Linked DNA regions of Homo sapiens: region 2 is linked to region 1. Evidence: read pairs that join two places in POLR2A ChIA-PET (ENCODE). Cell type or tissue: OCI-LY7. All regions are shown on one strand. Links, peaks and the distances in the headings refer to the core of each region. The heading gives the core; the rest is flanking DNA.

Region 1 (9,177 bases), core at 730-8,729:
GTGATATGATGTTAGAGATCATGTATATCATTTCCGTCCCCTCCCCCGCCCAGGCTCTGGGGTGGTACTACATAATCAAACATATTAATATTTCTGCAACAAAACATATGAATATTCATAGTAAGTTTGATAAAGTCTCTAAATCGCCTCCTTCAAATCAGGATTTGATTCCCAACTGAATTTAAAAATTTTTTTTAATTCTCCAGAATATTTTGGCATTTGAAACTAAAACATACCAGTAAAAAAAAGGGCCATATGACTGTTGGCAGTACCTATGTACTCTGGAGAGAAAAATCCAGGAAGAAGCATAAATTTCTGTTTTAGAATCTCATACTTGGTTAAGTGACTTATAGAAAAATAATTAATTTGGCTTTTTTGTTTGTTTTGTGTTATATATCTGCATTTTCAAAAGGGTAATAACTACATAAGGTTTGGGGGTTTCGTTAGATCTTATTAAATTAGTCTCAAATGGTTTAGATTCTGGTGTAATAAAACTTGATCCTATGTTTTTAGAAATTTGCTAGCATAGTCAGAGCATGCTTTTTTCTAAATGTTTTCAATTTATATCTATGTTGCTAATGAGTTACTGTTTTTATTTCGGGTTTTGTTTTTTTTTTTAAACGTAGTTTCACCCCTGTTGCCCAGGCAGTGGTGCAATCTCGGCTAATTGCAACCTCTGCCTCCCAGGTTCAAGTGATTCTCCTGCCTCAGCCTCCCAACTAGCTTGGGATTACAGGCATGCACCACCATGCCTGGTTAATTTTTTTTGTATTTTTAGTAGACACAGGGTTTCACCATGTTGGCCACGCTGGTCTCTTAACTCCTGACCTCAGGTGATCCACATGCCTCGGCCTCCCAAAGTGCTGGGATTACAGGCATGAGCCACTGCTCCCGGCTTTTTATTTCTTATCAAAGGATTTTAAACTAAGTTTAGTTCTTCCAAAAGATTCTGACTGATATAGGGATAATGGAACAGAAAAAAACACAGGTCATTGTTCTTTTCCCTCAGTGTCCCTAGTTCATTCTGGGTTGAAAAGATTGTGGAGGAATTGCTGTTAAAGAATTGATTTAGGGAACTTACAAAAAAAATTAATTGCCTTGCATACTCTGGTTCATCTTTTCTTTAGAATGGTTGTTGTGTTGTATCTACAGCAAAAGTGATTGCAACTGACACCCTCATAAGCACTTATCTGACAGAGAAGAGAAAGAGAAGTGTAGTTACTAAGTATGAAATGGGGACTGAATTTACTTTAATGAGTACTAGTCCCTCTAAAGGACAATCAGGTATATGCTAGGGACCTCTGTGAAGATATTTAGCCCAAATTGTATTAGGAAACTTATTAGCTGCATTTAACTTTCAGGATTGGAAATCTGGCATTTTAAGTAGTATATTTGCTTTATATATAAGGATGAGGTTTCCAAGCTGTCTGTTAACCTTTTCCTCTGGCTCTATAATCTGGAGGGAAAAAATACCTATGGTTGAAGTTTTTAAACTGGACTCAAATGCACTAAATATATTTCAAAGACTGTGAAGGATTTAAAACACTGGTTTTCTTAAATAATGTTTTAACTCATTTTTGGGATTCGCTTTTGTAACAACCCTTTGGACTTTCCAGAATGTAAACAGTTTTAAAAATTGTTTCCATTCTTGTGTTTTCTGTTTCAACGTTTATTCTTTAAAATGTATTTTCATATATTATTTACTTTCAACTGTGATGCTATTTTGTGCAAATATTAAATAGTTGAACTGTTGACACAGTATCAGGATAGTCTTTTAAAATACCTAAAATCTTTCTAATATTCAGAGAATTAGGAACAGTTTATGAAGCTCACACAGTATTTGAATAAGTTCTTGGATGTAGAGAAATAATTTGATTATTTGTCAGATGTAGAGTTTATCTGGGTATTTCAATGTTAAATCACAATCCCAAACCATATGAAAGCTCTCTCTGTAACAAGTTATATTCTCAGCTGGATACAGAATGGGTAGATCAACTACTTCTTTCTTTTTTTTATTTTTTTTTGGATCAACTATTTCTTATTTTGCATTTTTAGAGGAATAGTGATCTGCATATTCTTTTTTTTTTCTGATCAACTAAATTCAGCCATTAGCTTAATTACTTTTTGTTTTTAACCTGTGGTTAGTAGTGTCTTTTGGTCTTAAATTACAATGGATGTTGCCTATAAGGAGTAATTTCTATCAGTGAAAATTGGGCATTAAAAGGGATGATGCATAAGTTGGCCCTTACATCTCTTTCATTAAAAGCAGCCCTATAAATCGCCATAAGGCTGGTTTGAAGTTTTAATTATTTGAATGACGTGGGCTTGTTAGTTTGTTAGTAATATCCCAGTGTTCTCAGCAGAGTAGAGGAGTTTTAATAATACCACACCATGTTTTTCATCCCTTTTATCTCAAGTTCCTTTCTATCACAATTTTAGGTTACAAACTAAAGCTATAATTTATAAAAGGGACTTCCCAAAACCTATTTATTGTCTCATGAGTATATTTTGGGGGAATGTCAAATTTTTATTCAGCTATTTATCTGATAATACATTGATGAGCATTTCAGAACATTGATACTTTAGGATTTAATATTTCTTCTTCAGCAGTAAAGTTTTTTAAAAAGTACAGCTTCTTTGTTGATTTCCCAAAAGTAAGCCCCATTTTCAACAAGAGGGGAAAAGCAAGCATTAAAATGTGGATGTGATTATTGTAATACACAGTTTTATAGTTTGTGAGCAGTAAACCAATCATCTCTATCCCATCTTTCTGTCTTCTGATGTATAAATCCTGGAATCTGGCAATTCTAGCTTAGAAAAACCCATAGTGTGCTTTTGACTTTGAAGCTTTAAAAATTGTGTTATATGCCATTAAAAAAAGTAATTCCATGATTCCACTAGAGTATAAGGTCCATGAGGTGAGGAATTTTTGTCTGCTTTGTTCTCTGCTTTCTATTTAATGTGTAGAATAGTGCCTGGTACATACTAGGCACTCAATCAATATTTTAAAAATAATTGCATAAATTCTTGCCTTTAATAGAAAAAGTAAAGTTTTTCATGTCAGTGAATTAATTTTTATGTTATTCAGAAAGCAGAGTCTGTCGCTGGGAAGAGATGATATAGTTCAGCTAAAAGAAGCCTACAAATGGATAACTCACCCCCTGTTTTCAGAGGAACTGGGTGTTCCCATTGATGGAAAGGTATTGGGTCAACAGCATTGTTAATTTTATTCTCTGATTTTACTAGTTTTACTTAATTATATGGCAGGGTTTTGGTTAGCCAAAAAAACTTCTTTTTAAATAATCCAGTGAAGGATTTTTTAAGCTTTTAAAATGTTAAATTCTGATAGTCTTAAATTGAAGTCAAAGCATTTCTTTTTTTCTTTTTCCCTTAGACTTCTTTATGATCTAAGACACTTATGAAGGTACCAGGTGCCCTAATTGACCTTAAAAGGTTAGAAATGAATCTTTGCCTTGATGCAAAGCATCAGACTTGATGCAAAGCAACATATAAATAACTGCAAGCAAATATAGAGTCAACTCTGGACTATTTAATTTTGGTTTATCTGTGGCTAATCTTGTTTTCAAATGCATGGACAGAACCTATTCAACTACAATGAGTATGGGCTCAATCCTACCTTGTTGGTATCTCAAATCCCCCTGTTTACTTTTAGGCAGTAACTGCCTTTGAAAACAGAACATTTCCCTTTTCCAGAGCAGACCTTACCTCAGTCTCTGAAATGGGTTGACTTTCAGGGAAGACTCAACAGGCTTCCAGGTGTGAAAACAGGAAGGTCATCTTAAATTAGATTTTAATATTATGGCCTCATTGCTTCATCATTTTGCTAGAAGGAAATTCCCTGAATATCAGATACACCCCTATTCAAATAAAATCACAAAACCATCTACTAAAGCTAAACAGTTTTTCAAAACCATTCTGAATTATGCAGTAATATTTCCTTCTGTAAGAATATGCTCTGTTCTGTAAACCGAGTATTGAGAGAATAGAGAATAAAACCACTTCACAGATAGCATGAAGAGGAAATGAGGTAATGAAAGTATTTTGGAAGTTAGAGAAGTCATTAATGCAAAATATTTTTACCTCAAATTTCAGTTTTGAAGCACAAATAATTTTACATGTTGTATCAGTGAGAACAGAAAATAGAAAACAAAAGATGTGGGTTGAGTGAAGTTTCCCTGAATAAAAGGAATGCGTTGTTCATTTTAATTATTGTATAGATTAGAATAAGGAGCGAGAAAAAAAAAGCTATTCATTATTGTGATTCTAGAGTAGCTAATAGGTCTACTAACTATCCAATGAACTCAGTAAATATAAAGACAAAATTGCAACATAGTATGGCATTTTTAGCTATTCCTGCCCCTGACCCCTCCCCGATATGGAATTTTGTATATTCTCCATGGAGGTAAAAGTATAAAATCATGCTTTTTTTGGTGTACAAGGATGTTCATTATAGCATTTTTTTTTTGTTACAGAAAAATTTTCTACAGCTTAAATGTCTGACAGTCCCTAGAGTTGAAAAGATTTCCATGATATAATATTAAAGCAATTTTCCAAAAGCATGTCTTAAAAAATAATACATATACATTTATATTCACAAAAATGCCTAGAAAGAAACATCAAATTGTTAATGGTTCTGCTTCAGTGGCGTGGGATTGAAAAACTGTCTTGTATTTGATCATTTTATAATTTATGTGTATAATTTTTGTAATAAAACAAAAAAAATTAAGATCTGGTTTTAAAACTCAAATCCATTAAGACGTTTGAGCACTTTAAAAAGAAGCTTCATATGGTTTTTAGGGATCTGAATAGTATGTTTTTTGCCTTGCTAATAATTCAAATCATAGTATTGGCAGAATAATTCTTCATTTCTCTCTGTTATTATTTATTTTCAATTCTGTAAATTCTCATTCATCTTTATACCTAATTTACACATTTGTCCAAAAAGTATACACATTTATTTTAAAACTTTTTTGGTAGGATCACTAATGACTGAGTTTTAGAAGTTAAAAAAAAAAACAAAACTATTTCCTTTACAGCTGCCCTGATAACAAGTTGATTTGAGAGCAGTAGTATTTCCAGTTTTTCTGGTCATTCTTTTCTGAGCCAATCTTTGAGAATTAATTTCTATTTCCATTAATAAGTTGTTAGATGTTAGTTTCCTTTTGCTCATTTTTAAACTGTCTTTATAATTTTTAGAGCTTGTTTGAAGTGAGTGTGGTCTTTGCTCACCCAGAAACAGTTGAGGATTGCCACTTCCTGTAAGTTGCCATGTAAACAACGTCAATGGTGTAAAATTGTTAATGCTGTTTGGTTTTCATGAAAATAGTATTGCTTCTCTTCCTAATAAGAAAGAGAAGAACTTGTTATGTCTTAGTAGGTTTAAAATGTGCCCTCAAAAAAATAAAATGTGTCCTTGAACATAGTTCCTGGGCAAACCGATATAGCTCATACAGGGACTCATTTTGTCTGCTCCTGATGTCCTGAGTTTAGCAGCCATTTTGTATGAAATATATTTGAATTATATCTACCCCAAAATAAACTCATTAACCTTTTATATTAACTTGAATTTTATTTTAGAGCTGCGATATGCCCAGATTGTTTTAAGCCAGCCAAAAACAAACAGGTAAGGAAAGGTTCCCGCTTCTTAGTCTTGAGTGAGTTTTGTCTGAGCTGAATATTCAAATTTCCAACAAAAAGGATATGCATCAGAAACATGGCAACTCTATTATACTAAGAATCAGCTTTTAAATATTTCCATTTGCTACATTAATTTTTGTTTTTCAACTTTTTCAACCTTCACCTCTGGCTAGGAAGTTGTAGCACACAAACATCCTCATGTTTGTGTAGTGTCTAGATTGTTCCCCTGACGATGTTAAATTTAGAATCAGTGTTTCAGTGATGTTACTATTACTCATTAAATTCGACGTTTAGATTTTAATCCCTCAAATTACATCATCTGAGAAAATCAATGGTAAGTATCAGTAGCATTCCAAACTTTCAGCTAATATCCATTTTCCAGAAATCAATGTTTAGAATATATAATTCAAAGTAAGTTGTTTTATTTAGGACAGTCCTGAATTAACATGTCCTCTTTCTGGCTACATTTGCAAAAAGGGCATTTTTATTCAAACTCTTCTTTATCATCTTAATGTTAGCTAATCTTCATGTTAACGGACAAGTTAGTTAACATACACTCTTAGCTCGTATCATGTCAGGATAGAATGATGTGGTGCGATATTGGTCATCTTTCATGCATCAGTTTCGTAGGTGGTTTGGTACGTAGACTTAGGCATTCCTACAGTTTTACTGACATTCATTTTGTTGTTGTGATTGTTAAAAAGAACATAAGCTCATTGTCAAATGTACATCTGTTGGTTTTGCCTCTTGCTTTGACTAATTGCTGGGCCTTTTAGAACTGGGGGAAAGAAGTTTGTAACATTTGCCTAATGCCCTGTGCAGAAATAATTAGAAATGCAGACCAAGCCGAAAGCAGCACCTCCCTACTTTTCTTATATCATGGCACATCTAAAACATTCCATGTTTGTTCAGCACCCTGAGCTTAACAGGATGGAGTTGCTTCAGATTGGTAGCAACAGGCCTGGGGTTTCCACTGTCTGAGGCCCTGCCCAGCAACCCTTCTGAACTAAAGAGATCAACATCTTGGCACAACCATAGTCCACTGCTTTGCTATGCCAGTTGGGAAGCTCTGCCCAAATAACCTGTAAGATGTATCTACATTGAAGACCTAGTTTTATTTTATTTACCCTTAAGGAAATATAATAATAGGCATCAAGTAATAGGATAAGGAGATTTTTGTTAAAGCATCATAGACACCACACCATTGGCCAGTGGGAGTTGTAGAGTCTGAAGTATAGTTTTCTTGCCTCATGGCTGGGAGCAAATTGAATGACTTTTTGAGATTTTTTTCAAGCCTAAGATTTCATATCTTATCAAACAGGCACTTAATTTTCAGTTGTAACCCTATGGTATCTTATAGAATGCCATAGTGTTCCCTAGAATATGGTTTTGAAAAAATTATTCCTTTGGTGATATACTGTTGAGCTGCCTACACTGTAATCCTTTTCAGTCAAATGTGATTTCTCCTAACAGAAGAACTAATTGTGATTTATCATGGTAAGCCATGTATATATGCACTAATTAGTTCTAGTGTGTCTACTGTGCAGTTTGGCTTTTCTTATCTTAAAAAATCCAAGTGGAACATTTGTTGTAGATGCCCTTCTGTTCAGTACAGTGGATTTGCTTACTCTGTGGCTGGTGAGTGAGACTGAGTTGCTAGATGCCAGGGCTGGCAGGTTGGCTCTGCTTTATCCCTTACCCTGGCAGCCAACTCCTAAATTACATACTGTGGCCTCTGAAGGGATGTAGGAAAGAAAAGGTAGCTGAATCAATCTAAATTCCTGTTGAAGTCAAGGGAAAAAAAATTAAATCACACTTCCTACAGTGTCATCATGTTTTGTATTTGAATTATACCATAATTTGAGAGAAGTGGGACAGTGTGGTGAAGAAGACCTGTTCTGCTAGATCTGCCTGTTATTATAGACAAAGACCAGATTGAAGAGAAGGGTTACAGAGGTATGCCAGTTGCAGAACTGACATGAATGCTTAAGTTTTATTTATTTTCTTGAAATGCTTAAGTATTTCTCCATGTTAAGTATATGAAATGATATAATGAAATGATACAATTTCTCCAGCCATGTTCTGTGTTTCACGTCTGATGTTTTCTTGTCTGGATAATAAAATGTCTTTTCTTCTCATTTTACCCTATATAGTCTGTATTCACTAGAATGGCAGTTATGAAAGCCTTGAATAAGATAAAGGAAGAGGATTTCCTTAAGTAAGTAGAAGTTTAGAAACAAAGAAGCATCGTGAAATTTTAGAATAAAGGGAATGTTAGAGATAAGCTGGATTATCTCTGAAACAAGATGATGTATTTCAGGGGCCAGGATTGTGTCTTAGTCATTGTTATCTCTCCAACCCATGGTGCAGTACCTGGCATATGTGGTGTTCAGTAAATGTTTGTCAAATTAATATCAAGTCTAACGTCTTTTTTTTTTAAAAAATACTTATTTATTTATTTATTTTTTTGAGACAGAGTTTCACTTTTGTTGCCCAGGCTGGAGTGCAGTGGAGCAGTCTCGGCTCACTGCAACCTCTGCCTCTCGGGTTCTAGTGATTCTCCTGCCTCAGCCTCCCAAGTAGCTGGGATTATAGGCATGCACCACCACTGCCCGGCTAATTTTTTGTATTTTTAGTAGAGACAGGGTTTCGCCACGTTGGCCAGGCTGGTCTTGAACTCCTGACCTCAGGTGATCCACCCGCCTCGGCCTCCCAAAGTGCTGGGATTACAGGCGTGAGCCACCGTGCCCGGCCGAATCAAGTTTAACTTCTTGATCTTTTAGAAGAGGGTAGTGTGTCCAAAGAAGGAGTTGACTTGCCTAAGCTAGTAATAGAGTAGACCTGGAGCCAGATGTCCTGAAATTCTAGCCCAGTGCTATGCCTATTACATCCTTAGTCCTGTATTTCCTAGTATCGTTCATCTCCAGAAAAGGGAGAGGAAGGCTCATGAGTTTCCTCACTTGTTAAAATATGCTAAAATAAAATAAATGCAATAAACCTTACATTTTAATTCTTGGTACATTCATTTTATTAAATAAAATATTACTGTAAGTTTTCTTTCCAGAAGATCCTTCAATACATTTCAAACGATGATGTGATAAGGGGGGTAGAGTCAGCAGTAAACTGCACATGACCATGGACAGCAAAATGGTTAAAGAGCCTGAAGGGGCTTCCACTTCCTATGTATGGATTTTTCCCTCAAATCTTGAGGCTATTGGAAAGTATTAGGTTGGTGCAAAAGTAATTGCAGTTTTTGCCTCGGAAGATAAGTCCTCCCGAAGGTGAAAGGTAGCAGCAGAGCCCTTATTTACTTAGTGCCACTCTCATATGTTAAAATTGTTACTCCACAGGCCTGCAAGACCTGTATTGTTGCGAAACTAAAAGTTAGAGAGAGACTTGGGCTCTGTGTATGTCTCAGACAATGCTGATTCATCTAAGTTTTGTGATTCAATATTATGTCTGGAAAATAGCTATAAAATTTATTTTGTTTTGCAGGCAGTTTCCTTGTCCTCCAAACTC
Region 2 (9,177 bases), core at 499-8,498, 130 kb after region 1:
AATTCACAAACATTGCGGAGCAACTAGAATTCACAAACATTGCTAATGGGAGTATAAATTGGTAGAATCACTTTGAAAAGCAGTTTGGCAGCATCTACTAAAATTGAACCAAATCCTACCCTGCAATCCAGCAATTCTGCTCCTCAGTTTATACCCAGATAAAAGTGTGCGCACATGCACTGGAAGGCACATACAAGGATGTTTGCAGCAGCATTATTTGTAATTGCTCAAACTAGAAACAACTCAAATGCCCAGCAGAACAGACAAATTGTGATATACCCAGTTATGCAAATATAAAAAAATGTATGCTTTGTGATAATTCACTGAGTTGCACACATGACTTGTGCACTTTTTTGGCTATTTATATATTACTTCAACTAGAAAACAAAACTGGCTGGGCACGATGGCTCATGCCTGTAATCCCAGCACTTTAGGAGGCTGAGGCACAAGGATTGCTTGAGCCTAGGAGTTTAAGGCTGCAGTAAGCCATGACTGAACCACTGCACCCCAACCCTGGGCAATGGAGCAAGACCCTGTCTCAAAAACAAAACACACACAGAAAAAAAACAAAAAGCAAAACTGCTGCTTAGTTTCCCACCCCAGACCAATTAAATTAGAAGCCTGCGGGTGGGGCCCGGGACAGGTGTTTTCAGGAGTGCAGCCAGGGGTGAGAACACTGCCCTCTCCTTTGTTGGTGCCATTCCGTCCCAGGGGGAAGATCGAGGACTGTGTCTGGGTGCTGCTGAAAGTGCCTCTAGGTGGTGGGGGGACAGGGCTGTCTTCGGGAGGGAAGGAAGGCAACAGGAATGGCCCACACCTCCACACCTCTGAAAGTGAGGACAGGCTTCTCCCCTGAGGTAGTGAATGAAGACTACCACCAGCCTTCAGGGGCTGCTCCTGACCGTCCTCCCTTAAGCAATTCCTGAATTTAATTTCAGGCTTACTATTCAGAACAGTTGCAGCTTTTCGGTATTTTTATTTGCCTGGTCCTTTGTGGAGGTTTTGTCTCTTCATTTGTATTTTTGTGTTTTACTGTAGTGGCCTAGTTTAAATTCTTTTCTGTCTTCCTTTTAATACTATAATCTCTTAGCCTACAAATTAAACAACCACATCCAATTGTGCCATCATCTGCCAGGTGGTGTGGGCTGGTTTTCTAACTCTTGTCCTACATGTGAGGGACAAATTCTGAATGCATGCCACTCTTAGTCTTCGCTATTCGCGACTATTCTCAATTAAGAAAAGGCTTATAAACGTGGAGACCCTTTAGTATCTCCTGACTTTATTCTGATTTCTTTTTTCTATGGATCTCCTCTGTGGAGATATTCTGGTTTCATAAATGAAAAACATTTATGGGTCAAGCTATGTAGCTTGATAAAAGATCCTACTACAATTTTAACAAATCAGGGGTTTTACCAAAATAATACCACTAGACCTCAACTTAAATAGCATTTTAACAAGACTGTGGCCTCTTTAACATTTGTTAAAATAGCTAGATATAGATTTTTAAAGTTATTTTTATTACATAATATTGAAGATATTATCAAAAGAAATAAACTTTGTTATAATTCTAAACTCATAGCAAAAATTATATAGATTTTGTGTATTATATAGATTATATAAGGACCTTGAAATAATGCACAAATGTCTTTCTAGATGCAAACACATTCTTCATATGACCATTATAATTTCTGAAAGAAAATCTGTATACATACATATGTATTATGTGGGAAAAAAAAGCCATCTACTGTGGCTATCATCGGATTATGAATGATTTCACATGTTTTCACTTTTTTTTTTTTTTTTTTTTTTTTTTGAGGTGGAATCTCACTCTCGTCCAGGCTGGAGTACAGTGGTGCCATCTCGGCTCACTGCAACCTCTGCGTCCTGGGTTCAATCAATTCTCCTGCCTCAGCCTCCTGAGTAGCTGGGATTACAGGCACATGCCACCATGTCCGTCTACTTTTTGTATTTTTAGTAGAGGTGGAGTTGCACCATGTTGGCCAGGCTGGTCTCAAGCTCCTGACCTCAGGTGATCCACCTCCCAAAGTGCTGGGATTACAGGCATGAGCCACCGCGCCCGGCCTGTTTTCACTTTTGTTTGTATTTTTTTGCTTCAGTAAAAAAGAGTTGAGAATAAGTAGAAAATAAGAAATATAGGCATCCTTCTGTATGTTGCAATGAAGGTCTTAATAGCAAAGAAACTGGCTTCTGGGACCAGCAGTATCAGCATCACCTGGGAACTTGTTAGAAATGCAAATTCTTGAGCCCACCCCAGACCTGCTAAATTAGAAACTCTGGGGGTAGGTCCAGCAATCTGCTTTAAGGAAACCTCAAGGTGACTCTGATGCATACTAAATTTGAAGACCACTGTTCTAAAGGATAGCACAAAACCAATTTGGCAAATGCTTAAGAGAGATCCAGTCTGGGAATAGATGTTTTGTTTTGTTCAATTTGGTCTCTGCCCCTTCCCTTCCTCAGCCAACCCGATTCATCTTGCTGCAATCAAACCTGTACCAGTGTTTCTCAACCCTGGCTGGGGAGCTCTTAAAAATGCCTGTGCCCAGGTGTCTCTCCAGGCCAATCTAATCACACCCTCTGTGGATGGGTCCCGGGCATCCAGGTGCTCCTGCTGTGCGCCAGGCTTGACAAATTCTGTTCTATATTCAGGTACTTTTGCGGTTGAAACAGATGATTGTTAACACCTGCCCTCAACTTCTTTCATTTATTTCCTGCAGACTCTGTGAAGCAGAACTCGGGCCTCTAGCGTCTGCTAGTCTAGATCTAAAGGTGTTTCCTGAGGGACAGTTTGGCCTGGCATGCAGGTACCTCTGCAGACCACAACAGTGCACCGAAAACACCCCCTCCCAGCACGCACACAAGTCTGGCTCCTCAGCCAAACATCAAACACCAACACTGCTGCCCATGCCAGATGCCAAGTGAGATAATGTGTGTTATACCCTTAGTGTGTTACAAAGAGAAAAGATTAATAAATGTTAGCTATCCTTATCTTCATTATCTAAATAAGGCATGTGGATCTCTTTTCATTTAAACTCACAAAATACCTGCTTAGAAGGCCTATCATGGTTGTTTCATCTTGAATTTTGTAACCATCAACTTTCATGTGAAGCCAGTGAGGGACCACTCACAGTCATGAGGGATGTTCTAAGCCAGCAGTTCTTAAAATGTGTATCACACGGGATCTTGTTAGAAATGTAAACTCTGGGCCCGGCACGGTGGCTCACGCCTGTAATCCCAGCACTTTGGGAGGCCGAGGCAGGCGGATCACGAGGTCAGGAGATTGAGACCATCCTGGCTAACACAGTGAAACCCCGTCTCTACTAAAAATACAAAAAATCAGCTGGGCGTGGTGGGCACCTGTAGTCCCAGCTACTCGGGAGGCTGAGGCAGGAGAATGGCGTGAACCCGGAAGGCGGAGCTTGCAGTGAGCCGAGATCACGCCACTGCACTCCAGCCTGGGTGACAGAGCAAGACTCCGTCTCAAAAAAAAGAAAAGAAAAGAAATGCAAACTCCGCTAGGCCTGGCGGCTTGTGCCTGTAATCCCAGTGCTTTAGGAGGCTAAGGTGGGAGAATTCTTCAGCTCAGGAGTTCAAGACCAGCCTGGGGAACATAGTGAGACCGCCCCCCACTGCCCCCACTCCACCACTTCCCTGCTCATAAATGAATGAGTAAAAAGAAATGCAAATTCTTTATTTTATTTATTGTTTTTGAGACAGGGTCTCACTCTGTTGCCCAGGCTGGAGTGCAGTAGCTCCATCTCGGCTCACTGCAGCCTCCATCTCCTGGGTTCAAGTGATTCTCCTGCCTCAGCCTCCCGAGTAGCTGGGATTACAGGCACCTGCCACCATGCCCAGCTGATTTTTGTATTTTTAGTAGAGGTGGGGTTTCACCATGTTGGCCAGGCTGATCTGGAACTCGTGGCCTCAAGCCATCCACCCGCCTCAGCCTCCCAAAGTGCTGGGACTACAGGTATGAGCCACCATGCCCAGCCAAGAAATGCAAATTCTTGAGGCCTACCTCAGTACTACTATATCAAAAACCCTGGAGGTGGTGCCCAGCCACCCATTTTCACAAGGCCCCCTGTGTTTCTGATGCATGCTCAGGTTTAAGAACTGCTGCTCTAAGCCTTCAGCCTCTCGAGCTTGTTGGAAATGCATGACCTCAGGCCCCACCCCAGATGACTGATTTAGAATCCCCAGGTCATTCAGATGCACATTAGAGCTTGAAAAGCACTGCTCTCGACTGTCCCCCACGGTCAGATTAGAATTAGAGCACCAGAAAGGGGTACTCTTAGATCAAAGCTTCTCGGCACCCCACAGAAATGCTGTCACAAGACAACAATTTAGGTGTAAGAAATCAACACATGAAAGACATTTCTGTATCTGTGAAAAAGAATTTTACTGCCATTCACCATCCCTGGATAAAGATTCTGTCAGCTTTCTTAGAGTTTAGAGCAAGCACGTGTGTCCTTTTTTAGAAAAGAAGGTGAAGTTATGAAACTCATGATACCTAAATTGCCAGGACACTTTCATTTTAGCTCAATTCTTTTTTTATTTTTTGAGATGGAGTCTCGCTCTATTGCCCAGGTTGGAGTGTAGTGGCGTGGTCTCGGCTCACTGCAACCTCCGCCTCCTGGGTTCAAGTGATTCTCCTGCCTCAGCTTCCCGAGTAGCTGGGATTACAGGTGCCCGCCACCATGCCTGGCTAATTTTTGTATTTTTAGTAGAGACAGGGTTTCACCATGTTGGCCAGGCTGGTTTTGAACTTCTGACCTCAAGTGATCTGCCTGCCTCGGCCTCCCAAAGTGCTAGGATTACAGACATGAGCTACGGCGCCCAGCATTTTAGCTCAATTCTAAGAAATATTCTTAGTCTAGGTTTTCTCATATAGCTCTCTCTTCTCTTGCTTAAAGTGATCTTTGCTTTCCATTCTTGTTTTAACAATCTATTATGGCTGCATTTTTTAAATAAGTAGCTTCAAATATTGTGTGAGAACATAAGGAGAAATATCTTTTCCTCACCCATCGCTAGGTTTACAGTGGAGAAAGCTCTATAACAAAAGACAGATTAACAAGAGAAAAACATGCAAATTTATTTGGTATGTTTTATGTGACACAGGGGCCTTTTAAGCAAATGAATACCCAAAGAAACAGACTTGTGTATTATTGCTGGCTTTGATGAAGAGTGGACGGTCATGGAGAAATATAACAGGACAAAGGGGATATGATCTAATGATAATAAACTGCAGGGAGCTTAGCAACATACGTTTGTTCAAATTCTTCTTTGTGTTCCTATGTCTTCAGAGATAAGAATGTTCCTTTCTTCTGACCGGGCACGGCACGGTGGCTCACTCTTGTAATCCCAGAACTTTGGGAGGCTGAGGTGGGCAAATCGCTTGAGCCCTGGAGTTCGAGACCAGCCTAGACAACATGGTGAAACCCTGTCTCTACTAAAAATACAAAAATTAGCCAGGCTTGGTGGCACATGCCTGTAATCCCAGCTACTTGAGAGGCTGAGGCAGGAAAATCACTTGAACCCAGGAGGCAGAGGTTGCAGTGAGCTGAGATCGCGCCACTGCACTCCAGCCTGGGTGACAGAGTGAGACTCTGTCTCAAAAAAAAAAAAAAAAAAAAGAAAAGAAAAAAGACTGTTCCTTTCTTCTGGATATAGGGAGGGCACCTCTTGAATAAAAGTCTTATGATCTGCTTCAGGGCAGAAGGGCAGGGAAGGGTCAGAGAGACCTTCCAGTAAATGGCTTCTCAAATTCCTTCAGCTTGAAATACTCAGTGTGCCAAGGTGCTGTATTTTGGGGATACCATGTCCTGAACCACATCAGGGCTACTAAGAAATGAATGTCTGTGCTATGTCTTGAAGCATCTCTGCCTGGATAGAGCACAGTGACCCCAAGAGCTCCATTCAGATTCCCTTTGCTCCATGAAGTGTTCCTGCTGTTCCCTGGACAGCTGTAATTAATATGGCCCCAGATAACACAGTTTGTGATTTATCATTATACATCACACTCTGCCTTATATTTTGAGGTATGTTTGTAAAGTGCTTAGGGTAGTGTAGGAACATACTACACACTCAAATGATGATGATGGCCATTATTATTGCTGTTGTTTATGTATATATATGTGTCATTCCTACTCAACTGTAAGCCTTGTTGGGGTGAGGAGAGGACCTTATTTACTGATGGATTCCCAAGCGAGCCTGGTTTATGCTGCACTCATAACAGTTTCTTACATATAACATTAATGAGAATAAATATTAGAGTACTTTGAAAAGGAAGACATGATTTATTATCATGAATTGGAGCATTGGGTCTCAGCTAATCCTATCCAAAAGAAGCTGTTTGACCAACAAGAGCACCACATCCCCTAGCCTCAGCCCCAGAGGGCAGCAGAAAAAAAAAGGAAGTGAAGGATAAATGTCACCGAAATTCTCAGTGAAACAGAAGAAACTCTGACCAAAACCAAAATGGAACCCACTGAAAATGTTAATGGTCATTTTTAGTAAGTCACAAGAAGGTTAAGAAATGCTATTTTAATAAGTAGAACAATTTCATTTTCCATATAGCCTTGGAAATTGAGATCTAGATGGTTTCTTTTACCTAGTCTCACATCAACTTTGCACCTCTTTAGCTGAAAGCAATATGGTTTCGCCTTCATAACTTGTGGAAAAAAAGAAGCAAAAGGGATAATATCTTAAGTAATTGTTTACAAGAGAAAAGCACGTTGGAAGTGAATGTTATATGTAGGATTATCCAACATAGTATTCTGGGAGGAAAAAGTTCAGACAGGAGAAGAAAATTGAGCAAAGAATAAGTTTGCATGATGTATAGAAGCAGGTTCATGGAGAAACCAATAAAGTCTGAGCCCCAGCTTCTTCCAACACCCCAAGAGGGGCCCTAGCGATTTTGTGTTTACAATTATGCATTAGTGTTCATGAAAAGGGCTTCCTAAGGTGCATACGTTTCAGGCTCTATAAAACTTGAACCACTCCTGATGAAATGCCTGTAAATTTGTGTAGCTCTTGTTTCTCAGCTTTACCTTTTTGCAATCATTTAGCTCTGCCTTGCTAAATGAAGTGATGCAACAACTGGGGACTTGGCCATAAGGAAGAAGGTCCTTGGAGAACTGCTATTTGGGGAGATTATCACAGCTGAGTTCAAAGTAGTAAAATGTGGACACTAGTATGGTTTTCATCAAGGATTATCATTGTACTTCTAGGGTAGTGATTCCCAACCAGGGGCAAATTCTACCCCCAGCGGGGAGGGCTGCTACTGGCATCTAGTGGGTAGAGGCCAAGGATACTGCTAAACATCTTATAATCCACAGGGCAACCTCCACAGCAAAGAATTATCTGGCACCATATCTGGTTAGTGCTGAGGTTTAGAAACTGTTCTAGGGTGCTCCTTTTACTACAAGTCAATTGACAATCCAAGTTGTCAAAATGAATGACCAGCAGCGTAAGGTAACATCTCAAAGGCATTCTGTCTCAAAGGCATTTGTTGGGTCTGTCATAAACCATTGTTCATCATATATCTGGCTCTTCCTTCTGTACACACACATAGGAAGGTTGTTAGGGCAGTGACTTGAACGAAAACTGGTGGAAACCTGTCTGATGCTAACGGCTGCGAAACAGGGAGTCCTAGAATTACAGGCACCGGAGTGGTGCTTTGTTGTGCAAACCCTGATCAAAAGATCAGCCTCCCTAAAACTAGAGTTTAGACACTTCCTTCACGGATGTGAATGTCCACACAATGTTAATGGAAATGTCAATCCCTCTCCCCAGCTGCTGAGATCCCACTCCCAGGCTGCTGAACCCTACCAGTTAAAGTCCCAGAGTTACCAATGGACTGCCCCAAATTCCTGCCCTTGGACCTTTGCTGGTCCTTTACCACCTCATGGCCTTCCTTCTAGTCCCCTTCTGACTATCTCTGTAATAGTCCCATGGCGGCTCATTTCCCCAAAGCCCCTAAACCATCCTTTCCCTGTTACCCTTCTGTGGATGCCTACACCTCCTGCTTCCCTGAGATGAGTTACAGTAGTAATCACAGCTGCTACCATGTATGCAGCAGCCATAAGCACTAGGCTGGCGCCATAACTACACTTCATCTGCGAGGCGAGTATCAATAACCTTGTCTTGCAGATGATGAATCCCGGGTTTAAAGAGGCAACTTCCTCCAAGTCACAATGCAGGCACTTGGTCCTCCAAGTCACAATGCAGGCACTTGGTCCCAGGACTGCCTGGCTCCAGTAGGAACTCCCTATGCTTACTTCTCTCCTCTCCCCAGAAAAATCTGTTTTTATATTGATCCCTGGATTTATTTTTTCTTTCTTTCTTTCTTTCTTTCTTTCTTTCTTTCTTTCTTTCTTTCTTTCTTTCTTTCTTTCTTTCTTTCTTTCTTTCTTTTTCTTCTTCTTTTTGAGATGGAGTCTTGCTTTGTGGCCCAGCTGGAGTGCAGTGGAGCAATCTCAGCTCACTGCAACCTCTGCCTCCCAGGTTTAAGTGATTCTCCTGCCTCAGCCTCCTGAGTAGCTGGGATTACAGGCATGCACCACCACGCCTGGCTCATTGTTTTTTTGTATTTTTAGTACAGTTGGGGTTTTGCCATGTGGGCCAGGCTGGTCTCGAACTCCTGACCTCAGGTGATCTGCCCACCTCGGCCTCCCAAAGTGCTGGGATTATAGGCGTGAGCAACCGTGCCCGGCCAATCCCTGGATTTTAGATGAGGAAAAGTTCTTTCAAACCAAAGTTGACTCCTCCATCTTGATCTTGTTCTGCTGTCTCCCACTGTCCTTCACTCTGTCTTTTATCTATCACAGCCTCCTAGCTCCTCTCTAGCGGCTCCTTCCTTTACAAATGCACCCCCGACCCTGCTTCACGAGCAAAGTCCTGCCTCATCTGCTTCCTTTGCTTCACTGTCAACTTGTCAAAGGTAAGAGGGTCTCAGTTTGGCCACTCGTCTGCTCCCTCATTCATTTCCTGTCCTGTCCATGAACAAAGTCTTGCTCTCTTCCCTGGCCCCGTGCCTCAGGATGGTGATTTGTCTGTGTACCCTTGGGACCCTCTGCTCTCTCTGGATGGAGACCATGTCTACCTCCCACCCTTTTGTTTCTCAGTGCCTGGGACAGTGCCCTGAAGAGTGTGCGTGAT

Evidence for each region. ChIA-PET counts read pairs that join two places held together with the same protein. Peaks named below come from ENCODE experiments on the same cell type or tissue, not always from the same donor. Only the 100,000 strongest peaks of a DNase experiment are listed, where the experiment ranks them.
Region 2: POLR2A ChIA-PET joins it to region 1 with 15 read pairs; 3 of 35 experiments call an interaction of 5 or more read pairs at or near these places.

Annotation. Positions count from the first base shown.
Region 1 is chr2:60,961,525-60,970,701 of GRCh38, reverse strand. PUS10 (pseudouridine synthase 10) reads left to right here. Exons shown (of 18, transcript NM_144709.4): 6 at 3,089-3,200; 7 at 5,218-5,279; 8 at 5,599-5,644; 9 at 7,812-7,876; 10 at 9,154-9,177. Among named protein-coding and RNA genes, the nearest start is that of PEX13, 52 kb to the left of the region's middle. In OCI-LY7, for the core only: no CTCF peak of the experiment used is centred there; DNase peaks (open chromatin) are centred at 1,210, 3,531 and 5,281; H3K4me3 peaks cover 2,051 bases; H3K27ac peaks cover 3,594 bases.
Region 2 is chr2:60,834,621-60,843,797 of GRCh38, reverse strand. No RefSeq gene overlaps it. Among named protein-coding and RNA genes, the nearest start is that of REL-DT, 42 kb to the left of the region's middle. RefSeq lists an enhancer at 2,310-2,729. In OCI-LY7, for the core only: CTCF peaks have their summits at 529, 740 (motif pointing right) and 4,301; DNase peaks (open chromatin) are centred at 617, 2,267, 2,687, 4,207 and 3 weaker places; H3K4me3 peaks cover 4,923 bases; H3K27ac peaks cover 6,387 bases.